Regions from separate parts of the Homo sapiens genome. Here region 1 is linked to region 2. The links are chromatin contacts, found by Hi-C or POLR2A ChIA-PET in ENCODE. All regions are on one chromosome and are shown on one strand. The core of a region is the stretch at or near the end of the contact, and the rest is flanking DNA. Distances in the headings are between cores, read along the strand shown.

What was found. A loop is a pair of places that touch in the nucleus more often than their neighbours do. ChIA-PET counts read pairs that join two places held with the same protein, here RNA polymerase II (POLR2A). Pooled maps may share reads with other maps.
Region 1: a map of HCT116 shows a loop between it and region 2 (3-fold over the local background). The contact joins the promoter of LMNTD1 here to the promoter of LINC02909 in region 2. A Hi-C loop is called at or near these places in 1 of 168 maps with a recorded cell type or tissue (HCT116) and 6 of 50 pooled maps. POLR2A ChIA-PET finds 5 or more read pairs at or near these places in 1 of 52 experiments (Panc1).

What each region holds. Positions count from the first base shown.
Region 1 is chr12:25,550,529-25,556,179 of GRCh38, reverse strand. It overlaps LMNTD1 (lamin tail domain containing 1), which reads left to right and starts at 2,897. Exons shown (of 10, transcript NM_001145728.2): 1 at 2,897-3,111; 2 at 3,191-3,309. The coding sequence starts at 3,221.
Region 2 is chr12:24,994,725-25,000,626 of GRCh38, reverse strand. It overlaps LINC02909 (long intergenic non-protein coding RNA 2909), which reads left to right and starts at 3,162. Exons shown (of 4, transcript NR_171024.1): 1 at 3,162-3,395; 2 at 4,288-4,430; 3 at 4,560-4,820. It also overlaps a transcript of IRAG2 not described here. RefSeq lists enhancers at 2,114-2,223, 2,474-2,603.

The DNA of each region.
Region 1 (5,651 bases), core at 1,648-4,147, 560 kb before region 2:
CCAACATGGCGAAACCTCGTCTCTACTAAAAATACAAAAATTGGCCGGGCGTGGTGGCACATGCCTGTAGTCCTAGCTACTTGGGAGGCTAAGGCAGTAGAATCACTTGAACCTAGGAGGCAGAGGTTGCAGTGAGCCGAGATTGCACCATTGCACTCCAGCCTGGATGACACAGCGACATCCATCTCAAAAAAAAAAAAAAAAAAAAAAAAAAGATTATTGCACCTCATGCACCTCTGCTTCTTCCTTTCAGTTCTTGCTGACCCTCTCCTTCCTGAGCAGACACAGCCATGTTGATGACACCATTAACATTTGAGTCTGTGCATCCCAAACTGAGGCTTCTATTTTAGTCTTTTTGCTATGGAGAACTTAGATATTTGCAGTCAAAAATAATCATAATCTATAATGAATCTCCATGTAACTATTACTCAGCTTTAATAATTACAAGTCATGGCCCAACTTTTTCATCTACATTCTCATCTGCTTCCTACTGTCTGTATTCATTAGAAACAGAGGACGTCATATCATTTTATCTATAAATGTTTTAGTATGTATCACTAAAAGATAAGAACCCTTTTCAAAAAACATAATCATGACACCATATCACACCTAAAATATTTACCAGTTATTCCTTAATATCATTAAGTACCATGTGCTTAAGTTTCTACTGTCTTATAAATTTCTACAGTTTGCTTGAATTAGGATATGTTATATCCACAAATTACAAAAAGTGTCTTTTAAATTTCTTAGTTGATTAGCTAATGTGCTCTTCTGTTTCCTGTATTACATGTAAAGCAGAGGATTCATCAGATTCAGGTTGATTTTGTTGCTGCTGATGGTATTATTGCTACTGTTATTCTCTGTCCAATAAGTTGTATCAACCACATGAATACTACCAAGTTGTATTGCTATTGGTGATGTAATTTTTTCCAAACTGATAACTCTTGGAAACGTCTGAACAAATCAATATAGAGTCTTTCCGGAATTTAAACAATAAATAGTTACATCCTAAAGACTTTGGTATATACTAAAACTGCAAAAATATTTTGTATTTATATGACATATAGAGCTAGGCTTTAGGTTCATATAATTCTAATCTTTTTTTTTTTTTTTTAATGACGGAGACTGGTTCTGTCACCCAAGCTGGAATGCAGTGGCACGATCTCAGCTCACTGCAACTCCACATCCCCGGTTCAAGCGATTCTCCTGCCTTAGCCTCCAGAGTAGCTGGGATTACAGGCACCCGCCACCACACCCAGCTGATTTTTGTATTTTTTTAGTAGAGACGGGGTTTCATCATGTTGGCCAGACTGGTCTTGAACTCCTGACCTCAAGTAATTCACTCCCTTTGGCCTCCCAAAGTGCTGGGATTACAGGTGGGAACCACTGTGCCTGGCCAGATAATTGTAATCTATTTTTCACCTGCATGAATGCCTAGAAAGGCACGTGTCATGTGGGAACACTATTTACTAAGTAGGATTATCTGCCACATTGTGGAAAGTCTAGCATCTCTGGGTTCTGTCTACCAAATGCCACTAATACCCGACCCGAATCTTTAATGACTACTATCAACATCCTCTTACATTTACAAAATGCTCTCTATGGTTCACTTTGGCCCCTGTTGAAAACCACTAAATTAGTTTAAGCAACAACAAAAGAGGAAATTGGTTTTCATTGCATATATACAGTAATTTAAGAAAAGGAAATAAGAAAAATGTCTACTATGGGGAATGAGTATTGAAACACTCACAACTTCAAAGCCTTCAAAAGTTTTTCTCAGCTGACAGAATTTTATTTCTCCAAAATATGTTGGAAAATATGAGCAGGCTCTCTGATAAAACCAATGAGGTCATAACGACTTTATGCTAATATATGCAGTTCAAGTAGAGAAATTTTTAACAGCTAGAAAGCCATCCAGACTGGTACAGGTAGGGAGACTGGGAGAGTGACAAGAAATGACAAGCCCATTTTTAATTCTTTACTAAGCGTAAGTAAAAATTTATAAACCTTCTGATGCTATATTTACATAATTGGCCCATAATGTTCATAAGGAATTGTGCTTCATCTCTGAGAGGGAGGAAATACGGTCAAACGTTTACTTCCTTTTAACTTACCTTATTACGTGTTACACGTCTTGACTTTTTCTTTTTGGCTTTTTAAGACAGTTACTTTATTGTCTTTAAAAATCATTTTCAAATCTATATTAGAAGATATTTTAGTATTATTTCTGAAAGCAGGTATTGTTTATTCATGGTACCTAGCCAGTTTTTAAGAAATAGTAGAATCTTATTAACTATTTTTAATAAGCTTACTCATCCAGTAATCATCATTTATATATCTTATTACTGTATATAATCATGTACTTTCATAGTTATTAATTTTATTGCCATACTATCATTATCATGAAACATTAAGTGTGAGTGTTTTACACAGAGGAGAAACTGAATTAAGTGATTTCTTCTAAATCATACTGCTGGCATAACTAGGAGAAGAATTTAGGTGTTCTGGCTTTGATTTTATGATTTCTACCAATAGACTTCTTTTTGCATTGAAGTTTTATGGTTTCTATTCTTGCTGCCTAGCTGTTTCCATGTGCTCAAAGTATTTGTCCAGAGAGAGAGAAAGAAAAAAAAGAAGAAAAGAGTTGTGATTAATTTCCCCAGTATGTACATACTGGCCTTGACTCTTAGAAATACAAAACAAGATATCAATAATTTTGGTGGCAAAGTCTAGTGGAAGATATGGCTTTCCTAAGAGCAAATTACTTTATTTAATGTCTGCAAACTGCAAAGAAGGTACAGCATCAACATAGGAATTGTTCAGAAACTGGAACTTGGTTACTATGGAGACATTACCTCATAGTTCTAAGAGGCAGTGTTGGCCAGAAGCAACAACTGTAGTCATAAAGGTCTCTTTGCCAAGTTACTGCCCTCTCAAGCTGCTTCCAGTGAATGCTACACACCTGCACCATGGTTTGTCCGACATCCTTAGCCAAGATCAGGATTGGCTATGTTGGTACTTACATATCCTCATGAGAATTGTGGTTCTGGTACTAGTTTGGTAAAGAAATTATTAAACCTAGCTGATGCTTGAAGGTAGTTGGATTAACAGGTGAGGTCACTTTGAAAAGAAAAATCTGCCTTGAACCTCAGCCATATTCGTCATCTGATGTCATGATCTGCTTTCCTAGGAAAGAAAAGAGACTTCTTTTCTAGCCAAGATGAAAGATACACAAGACATTCAGGAAGCTTCGAAGGCAATGCAGAATAAAGTCCATGAGCAGGAAGATAAGAATGAGAAACAAAAACAGTGAGCATGCATAGATGCGATGGAAGCAGAGTTAGAGCTGAGTTATAGAGGAGGAATGATGGCATGCTTGACCTCTTTTGTTTCAATACTCTTATGAACCAGTTAGAACTAGAATATATCTCACAAATTTTCTAGAAATAATGGACTGTAGCATACAACTACTTCCACAACTACTGTTTTAGAAGGTTCTAGTCCTTGAGAAGTATAAAAATCCACCTGGACAGATCTCCATAGTATAAGACCTAGCTGAGATTCCAGCCAAAGTTCCGTTTTTTTTTTTTTTTTTTTTCAGACAGAGTGCAGTGGCGCGATCTTGGCTCACTGTAAGCTCCGCCTCCCGGTTTCACGCCATTCTCTTGCCTCAGCCTCTCGGAGTAGCTAGGACTACAGGCGCCCGCCACCACGCCCGGCTAATTTTTTGTATTTTTAGTAGAGACGAGGTTTCACCGTGGTCTTGATCTCCTGACCTCGTGATCTGCCCGCGTCGGCCTCCCAAAGTGCTGGGATTACAAGCGTGAGCCACCGCGCCTGGCCTCCAAAGTTCCCATTTAATATGTTAAGTCAATTTACAGAAATAGTTTCTTTCTAGAACTATTTTACAGAACTGGGGACAAAAAAATTACCAGAATATTGGTTTTGGAAATGTCCGTAAGAATGTTATATAAAATTATAATCCCTATTTTTACATTTAATATAAATCATTCATCAACTAAAGCATTACCATTGGTTTTCCAATGTTTTCTTTAAAATTGACTTATTGAGTATACATAATTTAAAGCTATTGTTACTTTGGACCTACAAGTCCTATGTTTATTGTTCAGTCCAAGTCCATTTTTAAATATTTGTTCTTAGAGGTCCTCTGAGAAATGATTGTCGTCAATATTATCAATGCAGCGTCTCCCAAAGTAACATTGAAATGCTAGACTTGAGCTTTTGTAACTGCCCCTGTTTTAATGTTAATCAATTACGGAGGGAGTGAGATACCAAGAAGGGGCTTAGAAAATTACTTATGCTTAAGGGAAAGTTAACTAACCACTGAGAAAAATCTCTCATCTTCCAAAAGAAGACTAATAGGTAGGCAAGTGGAAGGTTCAGGTGATGGGCTGTATCACACGAGTTTGTTCCTGAAATGTCTCAGCTCTTTCAAAGATGTGTGCAGCCATTAGAAATTTCTTATTCGGCCAGGCATAGTGGCTCATGCCTGTAATTCCAGCAATTTGGGAGGCCAAGGCAAAAGAATCACTTGAGGCCAGGAGTATTAGAGACAGCCCGGGCAACATAGCAACACCACATGTCTACAAAATTTTTTTCAAAATTAGCAGGCATAGTGCCATGTGCCTGTAGTCTCAGCTACTTGGGAGGCTGAGGCGGGAGGATCACTTGAACCCAGGAGTTGGTGGTTGCAGTAAACTATGATTGTACCACTGTACTCCAGCCTGGATGACAGAGAGAGACCCTGTCTCATAAAAAAAGAAAAGAAAAGAAAAAAATTTCTTATTCACCTACCAAAATAAGAACACCCTATAGCTCCAGGACAGGTTTCTGTGATTGCAAAGATTTTGTTAAGCCTTCTTGGGAGTCTTCTGTGGAATTAAATTTATTTTAAAGTGCTATTGTTTTACTAGAGGAAAAAAATTGAGATCTTATAAAATGAACATGCTGAAAAGAATAGCCAGTCTGTTATGAAGCCCAGATGTAAGGAATGTTGAAAGAGAAAAGCATTTCTCTGCATTTCTCTGCTGTTGTAGTCAATGTCAGGGAGAAGTCGTGTCTTACAATCCTGTCTCATGTTGAACACAGATGAAATATCTGTAATCTGACAGTTTACCTCTAAAGTCTCCTTCCCACTACCTCTACGGTCATACTCAATAGTGTATCTTCATAGGTTAGAGCTTTTCTGACAAATATGAATGCTTGGAGTGTCAGCAGGATGTTAAGTGCACATGCTTCTTAAGCACTGGGCTAGTAATCATGACATTTTCAAAGCCAATGCCATTTAATTATTTTAAAAATTTGCCTGAGATGTCTGTGTCTGCTGAGAGGCACATTAAAGAGCAGTCTAGTTTTGAATACAAAACTCTCCAGGTATAAGATTTCTGATAAAGGAACTTTCACATTGTAGAACAAAATGATTGTGAATACCTCTTGGTAAACAGAGATATTGAGGGTGACAGCAGCAAGATGGCAGAGTAGGAAACTCCAGGCCCTCATTCTCCTGTAAGAACCTGAAAGAACAACAAGGAGAGGTTGGCTAACATAATCTTATAAGAGCTTTGGGAAATAGATCAAAACAGAGATAATTCATGGAGGCAAAATAATTAGTTCCTGACTTATAGTGGATA
Region 2 (5,902 bases), core at 1,913-4,412:
GTAGAGACTGGGTCTCTGTTACCCAGGCTGTAGAGCCGTGGCTATTCACAGGTGTGATCATAGCACATTGCGGCCTCAAACTCCTAGGTTCAAGTGATCCTCCTGCCTCAGCCTCCCAAGTAGCTGGGATTACCACACCTGGCTCAGTTTGTATACTTTTAATTAAAATACATTTTTTTTTGATATGGTGCCCCCTCTGTCACCCAGGCTGGAGTGCAGTGGCACAATCTCGGCTCACTGGAACCTCCACCTCCCAGGCTCAGGTGATCCTCCCACCTCAGCTTCCTCAATAGCTAGGATCACAGGCACATGCCACTATGCCCAGCTAATCTTTTGTATTTTTGGTAGAGATGGGGTTTCCCCATGTTGCCCAGGCTGGTCACAAACTCCTGAGCTAAAGTAATCCACCCAACACAGCCTCCCAAAGTGCTGGAATTACTGGTGTGAGCCAATGTATCTAATATATTAAAGTAGTTTTAATATCCATCCCTTTAGACAGCCAACCAATATTTATTGAATTTCTGCTAAGTGCTAAGCCCTGTGCAAATACTGGGGATACAATGATGAAGAAAACAATATCCTGAAACTCGTAGTCTGTGGAAGATACAGCTATGAACAAGTAAGCCACTAGAGCTATTAGGTTAAATTTAGGAAGCCCAATAAAATTTTAATCTCAGATAAACAATGACTAATTTTTTAGTGTAAGTATGCCCCCAAATGTTGCACAGGACATAGTTATACTGGAAAATTATTTGTTGTTTATTTGAAATTCAAATTTCACTGGCTGTCTTGTATTTTTTTTTTTTTTAGCTAAATCTGACAACCTGAAAAATGTCAAATAAATAATTACATAGTCAGGAGCCATGAGAACCTATAATAGGAAATTATCCCAGCTTGGGAGTGAGGCTAGGAAAAATTTAGGAGCATCTATTATGTGGCTATTATATGCACTGCACAGAATGTTATACATATTGTTTGCTATTTCTAGGGTTATAAACAGAAAATTAAGAAGTGGAACTATAAATCTGTTAGAGGAATTTCCACTTGGATTCATGTGAGCTAAATGTAATGTAAAATGATGTTAGAGATTATCGATACTGCTTATGTTGCTAATCTTTTTTATTCCTCCTATTGATTGAACTATGCTTCATTGCTCTGGCTTATAGATTCTGAGTCCCATTATTATTATTGCCTCAATTATCTTGTTCCATACAGTCAAAGCTCTTGAATCAACACTTTTCAACCATCTGCCCGATCCAAAACTATAAAGCAACAAGTAAAATCCTCTAACACATGGCAACATCTGTAAAACAAGTCCGATTTGATTCTTACCTAAAGTTATTCGTTATATATTTGATTTTCACCACCAGTGTAACTGCAGACTTCAACATCAACCTCTAAGACATCCATACTCTTTGGGACTTATAGAAATCTACATTTGTTCTGACTTCAATGAGTTAATCTACTACGTATGTACAATGTAGACAATATTTCTTATTCTTTAGGAATGTATATGTAAACAACATGACATAATTTGTGTTTATCAACATCTATATTATTCAATCACTAAGAAAGTTGCATTTTATTGCAAAGAATGGCATATGATGTATACAGAGGTACAAAAGCAGCATCCTGGAAAAAGCTGGCAGATTTCAGGGTGATTCAAAAGGCTCTGTAGAAATCTTTCTGAATCAAATTCTAACTCCAAACAGATTAACAATGTAATTATCTTTCCTGTTTTTTTCCTTTAAAATGTTTTCCTCCCTTTACTAAAGTTATTTATTGAGCATTGAACTTCCAAACCTTAGATCAGGCAGGCTGATTTTTAAAATCATTCAAAACTTGATTAGGAAAGCCAGTCAATCATTCATGATTCATCTATGTGAGATCCTATTGGTAATTAATGCAAAATCCTTAATATACGTAAAAAAAAAAATTTAAGTATGTGTGTAGATAGACAAGAGATTCCTTTTGCCAAAACAACCCTTCACTAATGATTAGATGCCACTAAACTCTTCATCAAAACCTAAGAAGAAACATCTGTTCACTGAGACATTCCCAGGAAACCCATCTTTAGTGAGCTCAGTGGGAGGGCAGAGCATGGTTTTCTGCTTAACCAGTGAATTTTATATCTGCCAAATTAAACTGTTTTCATTCTCTTTGTGACTACTATTTTATGTGATAAAATAATAACACTTCTTCCTGCCGTTTCTAGGATAGATGATAGCAGCTGTTAATCACATGATTTGCAAACCACAAGTACCAGATTTAGTAAATGCTCAGCAAGTCTGTCATCCGCAACCTTTCTGATTATTAATAAATGCAAGCTGGTATAGGCTAGAAACTTTCCTCCCACAATTCAGTTAACCTTGTTATATTAAGCTTCTTGGCTGGGTCACACCAAGCTTACTATAAACATCTCTTATTGGAACAATTCCTAAAATAGCAGAGTGACACATGCTTCTGAAAACTGTTCTTCTGTCTCACTTCTTGTTATATGAAGTCTGGTTTTCTTCTCAGAGAACAAGAGAAGACCTACAATAAATCTCTAGCTTCAAGAATTCAGGTGCCTCCAAGGTTCTTACAGTCTATAAAACTACATCACTGCGTTTCACTAACACACATTCCAAACGACCAAGCCTGAAAATGGCAGGATTAATTTAAATTTCCAAAAGCTCCATTGAAAACAATTTGAGATTTGCCTGTGGTGACAGCAACATATCTGGGGAATCTCACTTTATCACTCTCAGCTACCCATCTTTTTTCCCTATTTGTAGAGTGTTTTTCTTTTCAGATTTGTTTCAAGTTTTCAATGAACTCTGTTGAACCTCTAATATAGACTTATTGGAGGTTTGTCCCTTTTGCCACAAGCATTTTGAGGTTGAGACACAACAGAACAGCCTACATCTGATATTGCTTTTCCCTGGTTAGGGCGGTACTTTCTCGGCCTTCGATGACTAAAGGCCAGCATCAGCCAAAATTTAATTATTTCGTTGGGGAAAACTCACCACCTTATTTTCGCTTGACTTCGCCAGTGCTCCAAGAACCATCTGAGAACTGGGAAGAAAGAGTGGAGACCTACAGGTCAGATGACATGGGTGGAGCCCATTTCTACAGAGTGGCTTGGGCTGAGGTAAAAGAAGCTAGAGAAGAGAGCCGCTGATGCACTGCACCTGCCTAGGCTGGAGTTAAGGTACTAATCACAGCAGCAGTGCTGGGAAAGATGCCTAGGAAGGATGAGGATGACAGGCACTATTTTGGTGTGCTCCCCACCACAGCAATAACAGAAAGATAGTCCAGGTGCAGTGTCTTTCACCTGTAATCCCAGCACTTTGGGAGGCTGAGGTGGGAGGATCGCTTGAGCCCAGGAGTTCAAGACCAGCCTGGGCAACATGGTGAGACCCCCCCCCACCCCCGGTCCCCGCCCGGCTCTACAAAAAACAACACACTAAAGCTCATCCTGATTATACTTTCTAATCAGATGAAGGAAAATTATTTTTAAGTTAAATCTCATACTTTTTCTTTTGTTTTTTGGAAATGGAGTGTTGCTTTGTTGCCCAAGCTTGAGTGCAGTGGCACGATCTCAGCTCACTTCAATCTCTGCCTACTGGGCTCAAGCCACTCCCCCACCTCAGCCTGCCAAGTAACTGAAATGACAGGGGCATGCCACCACAGCCAGCTAATTTTTGTATCTTTTGTAGAGATGGGGTTTTGTTGTGTTGCCCAGGCTGGTCTCAAACTCCTGAGCTCAAGCGATCTACCTGCCTCAGTCTCCCAAGGTGCTGGGATTACAGGTGTGAGCCATTGCGCTCAGCCTGGTCATTATCATTTCTATCACCAGGTGAGAGCAAAGGGGAGTCAAATACTGGGGAATAAGAACTGGGGCTCTGAGTTTAAATAACCTGAGTTCAAACCCCAGTTCTGCTGCTTACTAGCTTTGTGATCTTGGACAAATTATTTAACCATATGTGCTTCAGTTTCTTCATCTGTAAAATTGCATCAATATCATGCAATGACCTCCGGGTGTGCTGCAGGGATTAAATGAGGTTAATACGCAGATGGCCCTCAGAACCATGTAGCACATTCTGAGCTCTCAGTAATGTTGTTATGATGCACTTTCTGAAACTCCTTTAACTTATCCAATACTAGAGGTCCTCTTAAAGCACCAAATAGCACCTAGAAAGAAATGACCAAGTAACCCGCTCCTCTCATTAGATTTGCTGTTTAATTTCCCATGAAATAACCTATTATAACATCCATGCTTGCGATCTGCTTATCAATCCACAGATACCGAAACTGGCAACACCCAGAGACATTTCCCTCCTAGTCATAAAGGAAGCCAGCAGCAGAGCCAGAAATAATATTCAAATTCTGGATCCACTAGACCATATTGCCCGTCTGACAAATTATACGCTTACATCCTGCTTCAGGTGAGTCTAGTATACCTGATGTTTCTCAGAGCAGTGAAAGGAATAACCTGAACAATAAATTCCAACGAACCTGTAATGAATTGCATTAACATGTTATTTCATTATTTATGTAATATTACCTCCTGACAGTTCTAATAAGGTACCCACAATGCCGGGTTCTCTACCCACTGGGAGCAAACAAGGGAACGTGCAGACGCTGGACAGCATACGATGGATGCCTGCAACTCCTGTACCTGCCCCCGAATGCCACCAGAAATATGCCATCTCTACTGAAACAGCTTTTCCAACCCTGAGCACGTTTATGAACACGGAAAAGAGTGTAAAGGGGTCAAATGCAGACTTTACAAAAAGAAACCCAAGATGGAGATTCCTGTTCGGGATATACTGCAGGTGGGGTTCATAACAACATAGTCCTTTACTTGCCAAGTAATCTGAAAGCAACTAATTAGAGAACCTGTAAGGGATGCCAATCCCAGTTTTCAAAATGGCATTTCAAGGAAATTAAATCTTATCATGTAAATAGGTCAAGAAATCCGTTTAAATAACGTATCTGCTTCTCTCTAGGTAATCTACAATGTTGTTAGACTATCAAGCCAGTAGTTTTAAATATGTGTTGGAGCTCCAGGATTAATCCCTGGTTGATCTGAGGGAGTCACTTTGTCTAACCAAATACAAATGAGGTGGGAGGTGTATGGTTGAGAGGCACTATTAGAAGAAAGGGGCCAGGTGCAGTGGCTCATGCCTGTAATCCCAGGACTTTGAGAGGCCCAGGCAGGTGGATTGTTTGATCCCATGAGTTTGAGACCAACCTGGGCAACATAGAGAAACCCTATCTCTACCAAAAATACAAAATTAGCCAGGCAGGGTGGCGCATGCCTATAAACTCAGCTACTCAGGAGGCTGAGGCAGGAGAATCACTTGAATCCAGAAGGTGGAGGTTGCAGTGAGCCAAGCCATTGCACACCAGTCTGGGCAAAGAGTGAAACTCTGTCTCAAATAAAATAAAATAAAATAAAATAAAATAGTAAATCTGCTGACCTTCCCTCCACTATTGTCCTGTGACCCTGCCAAATCCCCCTCTGCGAGAAACACCCAAGAATGATCAATAAAAAATAAAAATAAAAAATAAATAAATAAATAAAATAAAATAGTAAAAAATAAATTAGCCAGGCATGGTGGCACGCACCTGTAGTCCCGCTGCTTGGGAGGCTGAAGTGGGAGGATCAAGCTTGAGTCTGGGAAGTCGAGGCTGCAGTTAGCCAGTAGAGATTGCACCACTGCACTCCAGCCTGGGTGACAGAGCAACACCCTGTCTCAAAAACAACAATAATAAAAACAAACAAAGGAAAGAAAAGAAGAAAACCAGATAATGGACTCCTTCTCCAGTACATGCATGGCCAAACATAACTTTTATTTTTCAAAACCCACTCTATGTAAAATGCACTATTTATTTCTCATAATATACTCTTTAA